Linked DNA regions of Homo sapiens: region 2 is linked to region 1. A link is an interaction called in ENCODE POLR2A ChIA-PET data of the cell type or tissue named here. Cell type or tissue: A673. All regions are shown on one strand.

Region 1 (8,000 bases):
AAGAAACATACCTAATATCTTACAACATAGTGAGATAAAAGTTATGAAGTAGGAATAAACTGTGCCACTGGATCATACTTAAACAATTAGCTTTATGATGGAGTGTCAGAGAAAGCCACCAAAAGGGGGGAGATTTGAGCTGGATTTTAAGGAAGGAGTCATAATTTGTCTGGCAAAAAATGGAAGTGCATTCCAAAATAGGGAGCAGCGTTTGCCAAAGCACAAATTTGTAAAAGGAAACGTCACATTTGGGTACTTGAGTAAGAATTGGTTATAACCCTGCCTCCTGCCAGTTTCCACTCTGTAAGATGGAAAGATTTGCTCCTGTGGAATTTTGTTTGAGAAGAGACTTCGAGTTCCTTGTGCTGCCGTTCTTTTAATTCTGCTCTTGTGCTCAGGCCTGTAATTTTTCTTTTTAAATATAAAAAAATATGAAAACTAGTTAGGATGATTTGGATAGACTTAATTATTGCTTAAGGTTGAGTTACTTTTAGTTAAAGTTACACTTTGCCTCAAAAGAAAAACTGCAGTTGATATGCATTGTTGGTCCTCTGTCGGATGGAGGGAATCAGTCATGTGGGGAAATGTGGGCCATCACACGTGGTAGAGAACAGGGCCCCAAAGAGCTGAGCACCTCCGAGCCCTTAGTTTCCTCATGTGTGATATGCGAATATTCTTACCCATTCTGCTTGATACTTGGGAGGATTAAATAAAATATGTAAATCATCGATACAATGCCTGGCTTGGAGTAGATTTTCAGAAAAGGGTGTTTGCTTTTTCTCTTTCTCATGTAGTAACAGCTCCCTTTTATTGAGCGCTTGCTATTGTGCAAAGCACTTTTTGTACATCGCACGGTTGAATTGAATCCCAAAGACATAGGTATTATTATTATTATAGCTATTATTACAAATAATTTGTAGTAGAGTCAGGATTTGAACCTAGGTTTGTCTATTACCAGTGTTTTAACACTAGATTATATAACTCCTTGCTTTTACAGCAGTTCCCCATCTTGGGACCAGGAGTATAGGAAGTATTTAACAGTTCTGGGTACCTCTCTTCTGGGATCAGATGCTGTCTACAAATGTGAGAGGTGCTTAAAGGGATGATGCTACCATACCCTGCCCTCCATCCATCTCTAGTCTATTTATGGTGTGTTAGGAAGCAAGGCTTTGCCCCTTCTCGTGTGTGATGAGGTTGCAACTGACTTGCAGGACTTTGCAAAAAGATGTCTTCAAGCTTTGGCCGCTGAAAGGAGTTTGCCCAAGCTACTGGGCATGGCTGCTGGGTTAGCAAACAGCAGGCAAATCACAAACAATTGCCTCTTTTTATGTGTTTCTTGGAGCTGCTGAAACAGACCAGTTGAAGGGGAGAGCAAGCCTGCTGTGACCTATGATGTTGCCCTCAGAATTTGGTGTTCCTGAAGATCTTTAGTGATTTTAGCTCTGCTGGTAGTTTGGGATTATTAGCAGCTGCTTCTGAGTTGGGGGAGCTCTCCATAGCTGTGCCTTGGAGCAGAAGCAGCTGTAGCTACAGGCCAAGGCAGGGACTGAGTGTAGAGAAGAGGAGACTGTTTTGTTGAGGTGAGGACTCAGTTTTAGAGTTCCTGCTTCCTTTCCGCATTGGGACCATGTGGAGCTTCCAGGGCATGTCAAGCTTTGTTTTGTCTTCAACCTCTAGCCTTCAACAAACTAGACAGAGTCCTCAGGCTCTTGGCCTCTTCTGTGAGACTGCATAGCTTGGGAAATGACTAGTGAGGCCTTTTCCTTGTGTTGGAGCAGTAGCCTGAGACCCTGGCCTTGGAGTTGAGAGCCTGGGTTCTATTCTTACTATTTCTTGCAGTGTGAACCTTGGGCAGTCCTTTTCTCTTTCTAATCTCATTTTCCCTGGCTGGTTGGACTGTGTTGCCTCTTAGGTTTTCTTTCACCTTTGACAGTTTGTTTTTCACACAGAGAGTGCTCTGGCAGTAAGGATATATTCATTAGATTGAAGATTATGACTTTTGAAGGGATGCAGTTTATTTGTATTTTTTCCCAGGCTATTTTTAGCTGCTTGAGACAAAGCCAGTGACTGAGTTCCAGACAGGTATTACTGTGTTTTTTGTTGTTGTTTCTGTGACTCAGGTGCCTGAGCACTTGTGATACTGCAGGTCAGATTGGGTTGGGGACTTACACCAGGACTGAGAACTGAGGAAGCTATGATTGTTGTATTCCTAGGTGCTTTCAGTCAGCTGGACTCAGAACCTGTTGCAGGTAACTTGGAGTTACTTGGATGTATCCCTGCCTCCTAGTCTGGCTTTTAATGGAATGAATTGAATCCAGGGGTGGTATAAACATACACCATCCCAGAGATCCCAAGTACATGTGGCTGGGGAGGTGGAAGTGGGAGTAGACCACCTGTTTCACAGTGGCCTCCTCTTGTTTTCCCATCCTGAGGACTCCCTTGGCCTGTGTGTGTGGATGTTAAAGGTTGACCCCCTCTGCTCACCCCTCCAGTAATGGAGGCTATAAAATGTCTATTTACCCAAGACACCAGAACGACTCCTCTGTGGTTCCTCTAATCTGGTGATTTGGTGCTTCTTTGGTCTCTCAGGTAAATACAGATTGAGTCTTTTTATAAAGGCATATTATTTCCCTCATTAAATGTGTGTTTTGGCACATGTGTTATTTACCTGATAGACAGTAATGGCTGCAGAGGAGCCATTGGTGTCTGTTGTGTAAATACTCTGCACAGAGACCATCCTCCAGGGGCTCTGGCGCAGGCCTGCTTCTCCAAATCGGGCTGGCCCCGTGGCAGTCCCATTTACCCCTCCCCTGTCCCCACTGGGGACCTGGGCCCTTCATATTGAGGAGAGAATCATTCATTTTCCTCCTTGCCATGGGCTACTTAATACCTTTAATTTGCTAGGAGACGGAAAAGGATGTCTGAGAATAAATGTGTATAAATCTTAGTCTCTGATGAAAGATAGTTTGCAGAAATAGGCAGAATCATAAACTTTCTTTTGAGTTCTGGCCCTCATTTAGATACTCAAAGTCCCAGTTGATATTATAAGCTATAGACTTATAGCCTGCAAATTTGTGACTAAAACATAAAGACATCAATAGAAAAGAGAAATCCCTAAGACACCGGAGGGTGCAAGGGCAAGTGGGATGCTGCTGCAGGGAGCAGGTGTGTTTCCTGAGAAGGCTGTATGGTAGCAGGAGTGCCAGTGAAGTGGGCATTGAGTAGGGGCTCTTCTGATGGAAACTCGGCTGGATAGAGATACTGTTTGGGCTGAGAGATGCTTTGAGCCTCTCTACCAGAGAGAACATGCAGCCTACCTTCTGTGGGCATTACAGGGAGATCTGTCTCTTCAAATACTGTCTGTGTGATATTTTTAATTTTAAAATTGTAACCACATTGCACATGGATTTTAAAAAACAATTTTATTTATTTATTTATTTATTTATTTATTTATTTATTTATTTATTGAGATGGAGTCTCTGTCACCCAGGCTGGAGTGTAGTGATGTGATCTCAGTTCACTGCAAACCCTGCCTCCTAGGTTCAAGCGATTCTCCTGCCTCAGCCCCCTGAGTCACTGGATTACAGGGGTGTGCTACCATGCCTGGCTAATTTTTGTATTTTTAGTAGAGATGGGGTTTTGCCATGTTGCCCAGGCTGGTCTTGAACTCCTGACCTCAAGCGATCTGCCTGCCTTGGCCTCCCAGAGTGCTGGGATTACAGATGTGAGCCACCCCACCCAGCTGATTTTAAAAAACAATTTTAAAAAAACGTTTGAAACAGCCCAAATTTACATAAAAGTTGTAAGTACAGTAGAAAGAATTTTTTCCCTGAACCATTTGAGGGTTAAGTTGCCGACCTAATGCCCCATCACCCTGAATGCTTGGTGTGCATTTCCTATAAACAAGGACATTTTCCTACCTAGTCAAAATACAACCATCAAAATCAGGAAATTAACATTGATATAAAACCTCTATATAAACCTTGGACCCCATTAAAGTTTTGCCAGTTGTCCTAGGAATGTTCTTTGCAGCAAAGTGATCCAGTTCAGAATCGTGGGTTGCATTTGGTTATCAAGTCTCTAGTCTCCTTTAGACTTTCCTCAGTAAACGTTCCTTGGCATTCATGACCTTGATACTTTTGAAGATTACAGGCTGGTTATTGTTTAGATTGTCTCTCAATTAGGGTTTGTGTGACATTTTCTCATGATTAGATTTAGGTTGTGTAGCTTCAGGAATATAACAGAAATGATGCTTTGTTCTTCTCGTCGTGTGATTTTGATTTATCCCATTATTGATAATGTTCACTTTGATCACTTGATTAAGGTGATGTCTGCCAGGCTTCTCCATCATAAAATTACTACTAGTTGTAATTAATAAGTATTTTGTGGGGTGATACTTTGAAACTATGTAAATATCTCACATCAAAGTTTAATTTTATTGATTTATATCTTTATGGACTCATGGTTTTCTATTCAGTGCATTATAATCCATTACTATCATTGTTTCTTGGCCAGTGGGTGGCTTCTGTATCCTTTTGGTATGTTCCCATCATTATTTGGGTGTTTCCTTGCTTTCTGATACAAGATGTTATGCGCTCATCTTGTATTTCTCTTGCTGCATCCCTGGAATCAGCCATTTCTCTAAGGACCTCTGTTTCTTTTAGTGGGGAATGGTATTTAGAAGGCAACTGGGGCTGGGTGCTGTGGCCCATGCCTGTAATCCCAGCACTTTGGGATGCCAAGGTGGGAAGAACATTTGAGCCTAGGAATTTAAGACCAGCCTGGGCAACGTAGTGAGACTCTTATCTCTACAAAAAAAAAAAAAAAAAAAAAAAAAAAAAAATATATATATATATATATATATATATATATATATATATATATATATTAGCTGGATGTGGTGGCACATGCCTGTGGTCCAAGCTACTTGGGAGGCTGAAGTGGGAAGATTGCTTGAGCGTGGGAGTTCGAGGCTGCAGTGAGCTATGATTGTGCCGCTGCACTGCAGCCTGGGCAACAGAGCAAGACCCTGTCTTCAAAAAAAAAACAAGAAGGCAATGGAGTGCTAGGTGTGCTCATTGCCATTGTTACTGCTCCCTGGCTCTTCCTTAAATAGAGCTAGAAAATATATATGCATATGTGTGTATATTTGTGTGTGTGTGTGTATCCATCTATCTATCTGATACACATCTAATCAGAAACCATGAGTTCACATTCTTCCTGCCAATTCCAATCCAACACCACAGATTTTCTCCCTTTCCATATTTTAACTCCTTTCTCTTAACAGTGAGAAACCTGGGTCCCATTATGCTTAATATATGCACTTCTTTGATCAGTTCCTCTGTAGGTAGCTAATCCTCATTACTGCCACTGCCCTTTACCCTTCATGAGTGCCTCTTTTACCCTGCGTGTGTCACCCCACATCAGACTGCCAGCCGACATGGATGCTCTCCACATCCCCCTCGGCTCTGACATGCTGCACCACACCTTCCCACTTCTGCAAGGATGTCTTCCTCACCCTGCCTGGGCTCTGACAGTGTCCCCCAGACCTCTCTGGCTCACCCTACTCCACCCGTTGTAGATATCTGCCCTCTTCTGCTGCACCTAATGGCTTTAGGATTGAGTTTTTCAGGAAGGGAAGAGGAAGAGCTACCCTCTGTTTCTTGACTTGAACTGAGCTTGGTTGTTAGAAGTAAGGGAAGTGTGGAATCCAGTAACTGCTGATATGTGGAGGCCTGACCTCCTAATGTCTACTCTCAAGACTTCCTACGAGAGAAGTTTTTTTGTTTTGTTTTGTTTTGTTTTGTTTTTGAATTATGGTCTTGCTCTGTCACCCAGACTGGAGTGCAGTGGCTCCATCACAGCTCACTGTAGCCTCAACCTCCTGGGCTCAAGTGATCTTCCTACTTCAGCCTACCAAGTAGCTGGGACTACAGGCATGCAGCACCCCGCCTGGCTAATTTTTAATTTATTTTTTGTAGAGATTGGGTCTCACTATGTTTCCCAGGCTGGTTTCGAACTCCTGGGCTCAAGCAATACTTCTGCCTCAGCCTCCCACAGTGCTGGGATTACAGGTGCAGTCACTGTGCTTGGCCAAAAGAAGCTTTTTGATGTAGATGAAATCAGGTGAGAAAGCAAGGCCTGCAGGCAAGAGGACCACTGGCCATCAGAATAGGGTATATATAGTATGCTCTGTCAGAGGTCTGGAGCATTTTAGGGTTGCAGAAGACATCGATATTACTCTCTGAGGCTGCCTTATGAATTAATTGGATTTGTAGGCCCAGAATCTGGGGATCCAGGCTTGGCCAGGTGGGCATAGCCCAATAGGATAGTAGTAATAACATTAGGATAATATATATTAGGCTGTTATATGCCAGGCACTGGTCTTAGTGCTTTACATGTGTTGTCTCATTTTGTTCTCACTTAAGGAGTAGGTGCTATTGTTATTGTCATTTTACAGATGAGGAATTGAAGAACACAGCATGCCCAAGGTGCCATGGGTAGTAAGTGGTAAAGCTAGGATTCAAACTTGGAAGCCCTCCTTACTCATCATGCTTAATTGCTTATAGTATTTGGTAGACAGGATTGACTGACTGTATATACTACGCATATTCTGTGCACACTGTAGAACATTAGGACTTTCAGAAGTCTTTACACTTTTTTATGGGGTTAGAGAAGAGTCTAAGTCCTTGAGGGACTTTGGATCCAAACTAGAATGGGTAATTTGAGCAGACTGGTGTCTTCCATCTCATTAAGGCTTCCAGTACTATTCAGGAATAGGCGATGAGAAGATTCTGGCTTTCAAAGGGATATTGGCCCTCTTGCCCTTCCAGGAGACTCCATATTGAAACTCAAGCCAGCGTTTGTCTACCTGGGCTGAGTTTTGGCTGTATTTTTGGTGAGGCTATAAAGCAGTGGTGAAAACAAGTGCTGTGCTTGTGCAGGATCCATGAAGAACTTAAAATATTTTTTGGTCTTAGCTCCACTGAATCCCCCTGAAATCTCATTATAGGGATAGGGAAATTGAGGACCTACACTAGCGTATATCCTACTATATATATAGGCAAGTTACTGTAGCTCATTCAGTGAGTCAGGAGAGAGATGGGAAGACAGCCATACTTGGCATTATCTGCTTCTGTTCAGGTGGTAGTGGCCTCATTGCCTTTGAGTACGCGCTGGACTTCACAGGGTGCTATCCCTCTACCCTATGTGAAGGGAGCCAGGTGCCCACTTGCAGCCATCAGAGGCAAGCCTTTGGTTGTGTTGGAATGAGGCTTCGGAAAGCACAAACTATGGCCATTACTGTATTGTACAGTGAGATTTCTTATTTGAGGATTAAAGTTGAGAGAAATTTGAATGTTGAGTATTAAAGGGAGAAAGACAACATTTCTGCTTTGTTCCTTTTTTCTTTTTAAGGAAGTTTGAGTTATTCGTGAGTAAAACTTAGGCTTTGATTTTTGTATTTAGTTAGGCCTCTGAGGAGCAGGCATTCTGCAAATTTAAGGGGAAAACTTAAAGGAAAAGTGATTTGATTTTTTTTTTTTTTTTTTTGCACATGTTCACTCAGAAAACTTTACTAGACTTTTAGCCATGTTCCTATTACTGCCACATCTGGGTTTTCTTTTTCTTCCCTATTTAAAAAGTCCCGCAGTCATTCAGGGCCTCGAGTAGAGACCGAGTCTAAGGCAGCAAATGAGAAGGCCTAAGGCTGCAGCCAGCTGTGCTCTCCAGGCACTGTTCATTCCCCCAGGGTGCCACTTACTAGTGTGGGGGTTGGGGGATCACCAGAATGTCAGAGCAAACCCCTGTGATTCGCTTTGTTTGCCTTCACCTTGGGAGAGGGGAGGAGGGTATGTGGAGACATCAAGATACAGACTGGAAAGCCAGGGGCAAATGGCTCCTAGTGGAGCTGAGAAAAGAACCTTGGACATTTTCTGCTGCTTGTCTGAGTCTACTTAGCTTCCAGGACTCATTGTACAACAGGGTCACCTCACGTTACT
Region 2 (8,000 bases), 470 kb before region 1:
ATATATAATATACACACACATCTATGTGTATATATAATATACACACACATCTATGTGTATATATAATATACACACACATCTATGTGTATATATAATATACACACACATCTATGTGTATATATAATATACACACACATCTATGTGTATATATAATATACACACACATCTATGTGTATATATAATATACACACACATCTATGTGTATATATAATATACACACACATCTATGTGTATATATATACACACACATCTATGTGTATATATAATATATACACACATCTATGTGTATATATAATATACACACATCTATGTGTATATATAATATACTCACATCTATGTGTATATATAATATACACACACATCTATGTGTATATATAATATACACACACATCTATGTGTATATATAATATACACACACATCTATGTGTATATATAATATACACACACATCTATGTGTGTGTGTGTGTGTGTGTGTGTATATATATATATACATATATATATATATATTTTTTTTTTTTTTTTTGAGACAGAGTCTCACTCTGTTGCCTAGGCTGAGTGCAGTAGCACAATCTCAGCTCACTGCAACCTCCGCCTCCCAGATTCAAGCAATTCTCGTGCCTCAGCCTCCCAAGTAGCTGGGATTACGGGCATGTGCCACCACACCTGGCTAGTTTTTTGTATTTTAGAGACAGGGTTTTGCCATGTTGCCCAGGCTGATCCCGAACTCCTGAGCTCAGGCGAACCACCCACCTCGGCCTCGCAAAGTTCTAGGATTACAGGCGTGAGCCACGGTGCCTGGCCTCCTGTACAATATATTTTTGTATGAAGTCCCTGAGATAGAAATCTAACTTTATTTTCTTCTAAATAGTCAACTGTCTCTCATTTTAGATTGACAGTATCTTGCTTTGCAGCTCCTTTAAAACTCTTCATGGAATAAAGTGGCATTTAAATGAGGAAATAGGCTGGGTGTGGTGGTGCTTCATGCCTGTAATCCCAGCACTTTGGGAGGACGGAGTGGGACCATTGCTTGAGCCCAGGAGTTTGAGAACAGCCCGGGCAACGTAGGGAGACCTCATCTCTACAAAAAGAAAAAAAAAAGTTAGCCGAATGTGATGGAACATGCCTGTAGTCCCAGCTATTCAGCAGGCTGAAGTGGGAAGATCACTTGAGCCTGGGAGGCTGAGGCTGCAGTGAGCCGAGATTGCACCACTGCACTCCAGCCTGGGTGAGAATAAGGTTGTGTCATAAATAAATAAATAAAGTCATTTACTTAACATTTACATAGCACTGATTATCTGACAGAGACTGAGGAAGCAGAAACGAGTAAGACACCACTCCAGGCCCCAGGGATCTTTCTTGAGGGAGATTCACATCCTCGGGAAAACAAGATGTATAGTGAATGAAGGAGGTAGCAGAGGGGTCTGCAGTAACTGAGTAAGGTATGGAGCTAGAGGACTAATACCTCCAGGATAAATGAATTTATACAAAGATTGTATTTGAGAGAAGAGGTGAGGAACCACTCACTAGTAGTTTTGAGTGCCCTGAAAGTGAAATAGATTGAATTTTGTCCTGGAGGTCAATGGGATGTTCCAGGACTTAAGCCCCATAGGACTGACAATCAAAAACAGGTCTGGCTGCACTGTGGGAAATGGATTGAGGGGGCGCTGGAGTGAAGGCAGGAAGGCTGTGAGACGTGTCAGACAGGACAGGTTGAACCTGGGGCTGAGAGAACTGAACCAACTGGAAAGGTCTCTTAAGGTCTCTTACAAGGTAAAAAGAGACCTAAGGCAGGTGTGAAGAGCGATAAGGCAAGGATGAGATCCAGGTTTCTGGCGTGGGTGTCCACGGAAATGAGAAACACGATGGGGGCAGAGCTGGGGAAAAGCTGGGGAGATCAATTTCTCGCCGAGCCTGTGGTGTCTGAGGGGCATTCAGGGAGCGATCTCCAGGGGGGCAGGTCTGGAATGAAAGAAGGAGCTGAGGCCGGGCATGGTGGCGCACACCTGTAATCCCAGCACTTTGGGAGGCCGAGGCTGGCGGATCACATGAAGTCAGGAGTTCGAGACCAACCTGGCCAACATGGTGAAACCCCCGTCTCTACTAAAAATACAACAATTAGCCGGGCGTTGTGGTGCATGTCTGTAATCCCAGCTACTCAGGAGGCTGAGGCACGAGAATCGCTTGAACCCGGGAGGCGGAGTTTGAAGTGAGCCGAAATCGCACCACTACACTCCAGCCTCGACGACAGAGCAAGACTCTGTCTCAAAAAAAAAAAAAAAAAGGCCGAGGCGGGCGGATCACAAGGTCAGGAGATCGAGACCATCCTGGCTAATACGGTGAAACTCCGTCTCTACTAAAAATTCAAAAAAATTAGCCGGGCGTGGTGATGGGCGCCTGTAGTACCAGCTACTCCGGAGGCTGAGGCAGGAGAACGGCGTGAACCCGGGAGGCGGAGCTTGCAGTGAGCCGAGATGGCACCACTGCCCTCCGGCCTGGGCGAGAGTGCGAGACTCCGTCTCAAAAAAAAGAGAGAGGAGAGAAAGAAAGAAAGAAAGAAAGAGATAGAGAAAGAGAAAGAAAGAAGGAAGGAAGGAAGGAAGGAAGGAAAGAGAAAGAAAGAAAAAGAAAGAAAGAAAGAAAGAAAGAAAGAAAGAAAGAAAGAAAGAAAGAAAGAAAGAAAGAAAGAGAAAGAAAAAGAAAAGAAAGAGGGAGCTGAGCTGAACAGATAGATATGTGGGAGTCATCAGAATAGACTAGTAGACGACAATGCCCAGGGGCAGGGCGTAGAGTCAGGGTGTGGAACGAAGGAAATCCTCGTTTTCGAGTTTCACCCCCTCAGGGAGGCCCAGCCCAAGCCCTGCCCGGCCCGACCCCACCTCGCCCACACGGGCTTGATCCCGCACAAGGGGCTGCGCGTGGCAGACAACGGTTCTTCCGGCGCCCGGCTCACTGGGCACGCTGGGAACGGAAGCCCGCTCCGAACGCCGAGCACTTCGGGAGCTGTAGTTTGGGGCAGGCTCAGCTGGGCGGGTCGAGGGCTCCCTGCGAGTCCCGGCGTTGGATCATTTGAAGGACAGGTCCAGAAAGCGGTGATGCTCCCGGGGCAGGGTGCCTCTCCGGCGGCGACACGGGGCGCCCCGGGCCTCATCCCCTCTCCGCAGGGCATGGCATTTCCACGCCTCCACAATCTGCTCCACCTGCAGAGCAAGGCCAGTTAGTGCGCAGTCCCGCGGTGGCCCCTCGCCCCGAGGACCGTGGGCCGGGCTGCTCCTGCCCCCTCCCAGCGCCCTGTACCCCCTGCTGAGTGGAGCTGGGCCGGTTCCCCGCGTCCCCACCGGGATGAGTGGTTCCTGCCGGTTCTGCTCTTCCAGGGCGCTCAGCTCCGCCGGGGCCAGCAAGGCTAGTCTCAGCTCTTTCACCACCGGGGCCGCCACCTCAGCCACCGGCCGCTCCAGCACCGCCTGCAAACGCCAGCCCTGAGTCGGGCACCTGTCCTGCCGCCCGCTCACCAGTCTCGTGGCCAGCACCTCCTTCCGTGCCCTTGCGCTCCCCCAGCCCCACTCACCGCGCCCACGCGCGCCCAGCTTCGGGCCGCGCGGACCAGTTCAGCCTCGTCCACGCAGAGCTTGTCGCTGCGGAGCAGGGGCAGCAGCGCGGCCGCCGACAGCTCCAGGAAGCCTCGGGTCCGGAGGGCCTCCTGCGAGCCGGCAAATGGGTCAGGGAGGAGCAGAATGCGGTGCGTAGGGTGAGGAGTATGAAGGGAGCAGTACCTGGCTGTGGGCCTCTATGAAAGCCACGCAGCGCTCCTGCAGCTGCCCCAGGCCAAAGGTTACGGCCACCTGCGAGCAGAATGAGGGAGATCAGGTTGGAGACTGGAGAGGCCGTAGCCCAGCCTGCTCACTGGGACCCACCACTGCAAGCCTGACCCTAGCCCTAGCTGGGGAGGCTGACAGGGCCCTCAGCCCTCCAGGAAACTAGACCCAATGAAAGCCTGCTACACACACACACACACACACACACACACACACACACACACACACACACACACGTGGACTCACTCTACAACCTGCTCTTCCCTACAGGAGACCACGCCATGGCCTTCAAACCCCACCTGGGACCTAGGCTTGATTTTTTTTGAGGCAGAGTCTCACTCTGTTGCCCAGGCTGGAGTGTGCAGTGGCGCAATCTCGGCTCACTGCAACCTCTGCCTCCCGGGTTCAAGCGATTCTCCTGCCTCAGCCTCCAGAGTAGCTGGGAGCATGCCACCACACCAGGCTAATTTTCTGTATTTTTAATAGAGACAGGGTTTCACCGTGTTAGCCAGGATGGTCTCGATCTCCTGACCTCTTGATCCGCCCGCCTCGGCCTCCAAAAGTGCTGAAATTACAGGTGTGAGCCGTTGTGCCTGACCCAGCTTGACTTCTAAAGTCTACAGCCACCCTTTCCCTACCCCAAGTCAAGCTGAGAACCATTCCCCAGCCCTGACAGACAGAAGACCAGCAAAGACCTCCAGCCCCTTCAACACCTGCTCCTGCACCTGACCCTGCTGATACACCCAGGATCCCACAGATCTAGGCACAGAATTCATCCTATAAACATCCTTGGAGCACCCCCACCACCACCATGTACCCAAGTTATTTCCAGGCCAGACACAGCAGGCCCAGGCTCCCAGGTGCTGGGAGCCCATTTCCACACACAGAGCCAGACTCCTACCATGCCTGTCCAGCAGCACCCACCTGCAGGGCCTCACAAACCAAGTCCACATCCAGCACCTTCACCACAAACTGCAGGCACAGCTGGGAACAGAAATGAATGTGGGTTGGGTGGCGGTGTCCCTGCTCCAAGACACTAGTTCCACCCCAGAAGCAGTGAGCAGGCTTGGAGCGGTGAGTCACCCAGCAGCCCCAGACCCATCCTGACCCAGGCCAGGGGAGGCAGGGAATTGCTAGAGCCTGAGACAGCAGGCTTACAGGAACTGGAGACTAGCAAAACCAAGCCCAGCCACCCACCTTCTAGTACATTCGCCACTAATCAAAACCAGATAAAGGCCATGCAAAATTCTCCCCTTCTTTCAGGATGCTTATCTTCCTCCACTTGTTCCCTTCCTGACTCAAGGATACTTCTATTTTTAGCAGAAACTTGAATTTCATCCGTGACATCTCTCATCTCTTGACTGCTGCACTAGCCTCCTGACTGGACTAGCGAGTCCTCTCCACCTCTTCCAATCCCTTCTCCCCTGAGTTTCCAATTCTTCACTCCCTTATCGGAAACCTTCAGTGAATCTCCACTGCCCTCTGCTTAAAAGAAGTCCAAAAGCTTGAGGGCCCTACATGAACCAGGCCCTGGCGTCCTCTGCAGTCTCGTCTTGCCCTCTCCTCACAGTTCAGACACACCAAATGTCTCACTAGCTCCTTTGGTGCCTCTGTGACTAGAATACCATCTTCCCACTTCCCCTAGGAACAAAATCCTATTTGTTCTACCAGATCGAACACAAATGTTTCCTCCTCTGGGAAGTCTTCTCCTCTCCCTAGTGGCGGGACTGGAGAGTCCCCCCATACAGTCTCGGCACCATTCACGCTTCTCTATCACACTTTCTTTTTTTTTTTTTTTTTTTGAGGGCAAGTCTTGCTCTGTCACCCAGGCTGGAATGCAGTGGCACGATTTCAGCTCACTGCAACCTCTGCCTCCCAGGTTCAAGCGATTCTTGTGCCTCAGCCTCTCAAGTAGCTGCAATTAACAGGTGTGTGCCACCATGCCTGGCTAATTTTTGTGCTTTTAGTAGAGATGGGGTGTCACCATGTTGCCCAGGCTGGTCTGGAACTTCTGGGCTCAAGTGATCCACCTGCTTCAGCTTCCCAAAGTGCTGGGATTACAGGCGTGAGCCACTGCGCCCGGCCTCTATCACACTTCTTATGCCACCCAGGTAAGCATTTTCATGTGTCTGTCTCCTCTCCCTCTCTGGAGAACACGGATCAAGGCTGATATCTTTGTATCTACAGCACCAGCCATAATCACCCCCTCTTCCCACAGCACACACAGGGCAGGCATGCATGGATCCTTTTGCACACAGGCACACATACATGCCCTACTTACTTGGGAGAGATATACATACTTCTCTCTGTGTGGGCACACGTTCCTCTCCAGGCCAGAGTGTGTGTGAGGCAGGGCGGGAAGTGAGCCCGTGAGAAGCAAGGGAAATGAGACAGGGACCTGGCACAAAAACCCACCTCTCTCAGTTCCTCCAGCCCATACTCCACAGCCGCTGTCAGCACTTCCAGCACCTGTAGAGTGGGTGGTTGGGGGAGTGGAAGGGAGTTTCCCCTGCCCTGTGCCCACAGTGTAATGGGCAAACTCCTGCCTCTGGCACCCCCCACCTCTCCCACCCAGGCCCCTGGTCAGCAGGCTCACAGAGTGGCGGTACAGCTTGACACTGTTGGTATATAGGAACTCCAGCACTGCCAGGAAGGCCTCAGTTGGCACAGTGCTTAGCACCACAGGACTGGGCACCCCGGGGCCTGGCTCTGTGCCCAGAAGTCGCTGGAAGAAGTTGCATCTACAGGCCAACAAGCACCGATGGGCAAATACCTCCTGCCGTTCTTGACCAACCACGAAGCAAACATCACTGTGGGAGACAGGCAGAGAGGCAGCGGGGAGGAGGCCAGCACCCGGAGTGCAACTTGGGCTGTGCCTTTGCCCACTCTGGGTCTTAGTTTCCTAACCAGAATGTAAGAGACAGGGCTTCGTCCCTCCAGCAGAAGGTCTGGGACCCAAAGCCCTGAGTTCTAGTCCCAGCTCCACCTAATGGGTACCATAGGCAAGTGACTTCCTATCTTTGAATCTCAGGTTTCTCACCCATGAAATGGGACAATAATCCTAAACCTCAGGTCTCAGAGGAGATGACTATGCTTGATTACTGAGGGGCATCTGGGCTAATAGAAGCAAGGTTGATCCCACCTTCCCCTCTCCTCCCCAGCCTGAGTCTTGGGGGCAGGGAAGCTTCTTTTGGCTCCTCCTCCACCAGCTGCAAACTCAGCTTTTTTTCAGCCCTCCTCCAGACAGGAGGGTGTGGGGGTGTGGGGCACAGAGTGCACAACGACTGCAAACAGACACAGCAGTGATGCACCATCATGAGCCAGACCACAGTTTCCATCTTCATGATCACTTCCGGCCCCAGCTCTGGGCCTCTGAACAAGGCAGGGGATAGGAGGCAGATGAGGCTGGAGCCTCCTAGAGCCTCTTAGTCCCAGGTCCAAAGCCTGGGGGGTTCACATTACCCAGACCAGACTGTGACCCCAAAGAAGCAGGGTGATGGAAGTCACCACCCTTTGGGGAAGAGCTCAGATCTGAGACCATGAGGACAGAGAACTTCATTCTAGCTCTCCTGAGCAGCCCGGCCTCCTGTAAACTCTACCCCTGGTTTCAGACACCACTGGCATCCCGGCCAGCAGGGAGCAGCCAGCACCCCCGAGGCTTCCTGTCAGGGACTATGGCTCAATCTCTGGAGCTTTGTTCTTCTTGTGAAGCCTCAGTTCCCAGAACAGGTCATCTGTTCCTCTTCTTCTAGCAGTGAGGCCTCAATACCAAGCTGAGTGAGTGGAGGGAGGAGGGGAATCATGACCCACCATCTCTAAGGATCCCAGGGGCTGAGAATCATTTTCTTCTGCCAGGGGCCAAAGTCCAAAGAAGGAAGGGCTTTGCCTGAGCTCACACAGCAGCTCCACCCCGCCAGCCTTGCCTCTGGCCCTCAGGGTCTCACAGACACTGAGTGACCAGTAGCCATGTTCCACATTTGACCTCCCCATAGCCTAAGTTCACCAGGGAGGATGGCCAAGTTCTAATTCCCAGCCTCTTCTCACCAGGGCCTCCTTAGAGTCCTGGGGCCCACAGAGCCAGCTAAGAAAAACCCGCAGGCAGGGCCCACCCCTCACCTGTATCGCGGGTTGTTGACAAGGCTTCGGAGTGCTGCGGAAAAAGGTTCAGCTTTCCCATGCACGACCAGT

Evidence for each region. ChIA-PET counts read pairs that join two places held together with the same protein. Peaks named below come from ENCODE experiments on the same cell type or tissue, not always from the same donor. Only the 100,000 strongest peaks of a DNase experiment are listed, where the experiment ranks them.
Region 2: POLR2A ChIA-PET joins it to region 1 with 5 read pairs; 2 of 35 experiments call an interaction of 5 or more read pairs at or near these places.

The regions. Positions count from the first base shown.
Region 1 is chr1:44,339,701-44,347,700 of GRCh38, reverse strand. The region is part of intron 2 of ERI3 (ERI1 exoribonuclease family member 3); the gene reads left to right. Among named protein-coding and RNA genes, the nearest start is that of ERI3, 12 kb to the left of the region's middle. RefSeq lists an enhancer at 7,539-8,000. In A673, no CTCF peak of the experiment used is centred here; no DNase peak of the experiment used is centred here.
Region 2 is chr1:44,808,835-44,816,834 of GRCh38, reverse strand. It overlaps BTBD19 (BTB domain containing 19), which reads right to left. Exons shown (of 8, transcript NM_001136537.3): 1 at 7,929-8,000; 2 at 6,409-6,622; 3 at 6,228-6,281; 4 at 4,737-4,796; 5 at 3,771-3,839; 6 at 3,566-3,697; 7 at 3,336-3,461; 8 at 1,250-3,197. The coding sequence ends at 3,063. Among named protein-coding and RNA genes, the nearest start is that of BTBD19, 4.3 kb to the right of the region's middle. RefSeq lists a silencer at 2,847-2,916 and enhancers at 6,558-6,647, 7,158-7,767, 7,614-8,000. In A673, CTCF peaks have their summits at 7,221 and 7,423 (motif pointing right); DNase peaks (open chromatin) are centred at 6,524, 7,074 and 7,474; H3K4me3 peaks cover 1,129 bases; H3K27ac peaks cover 3,541 bases.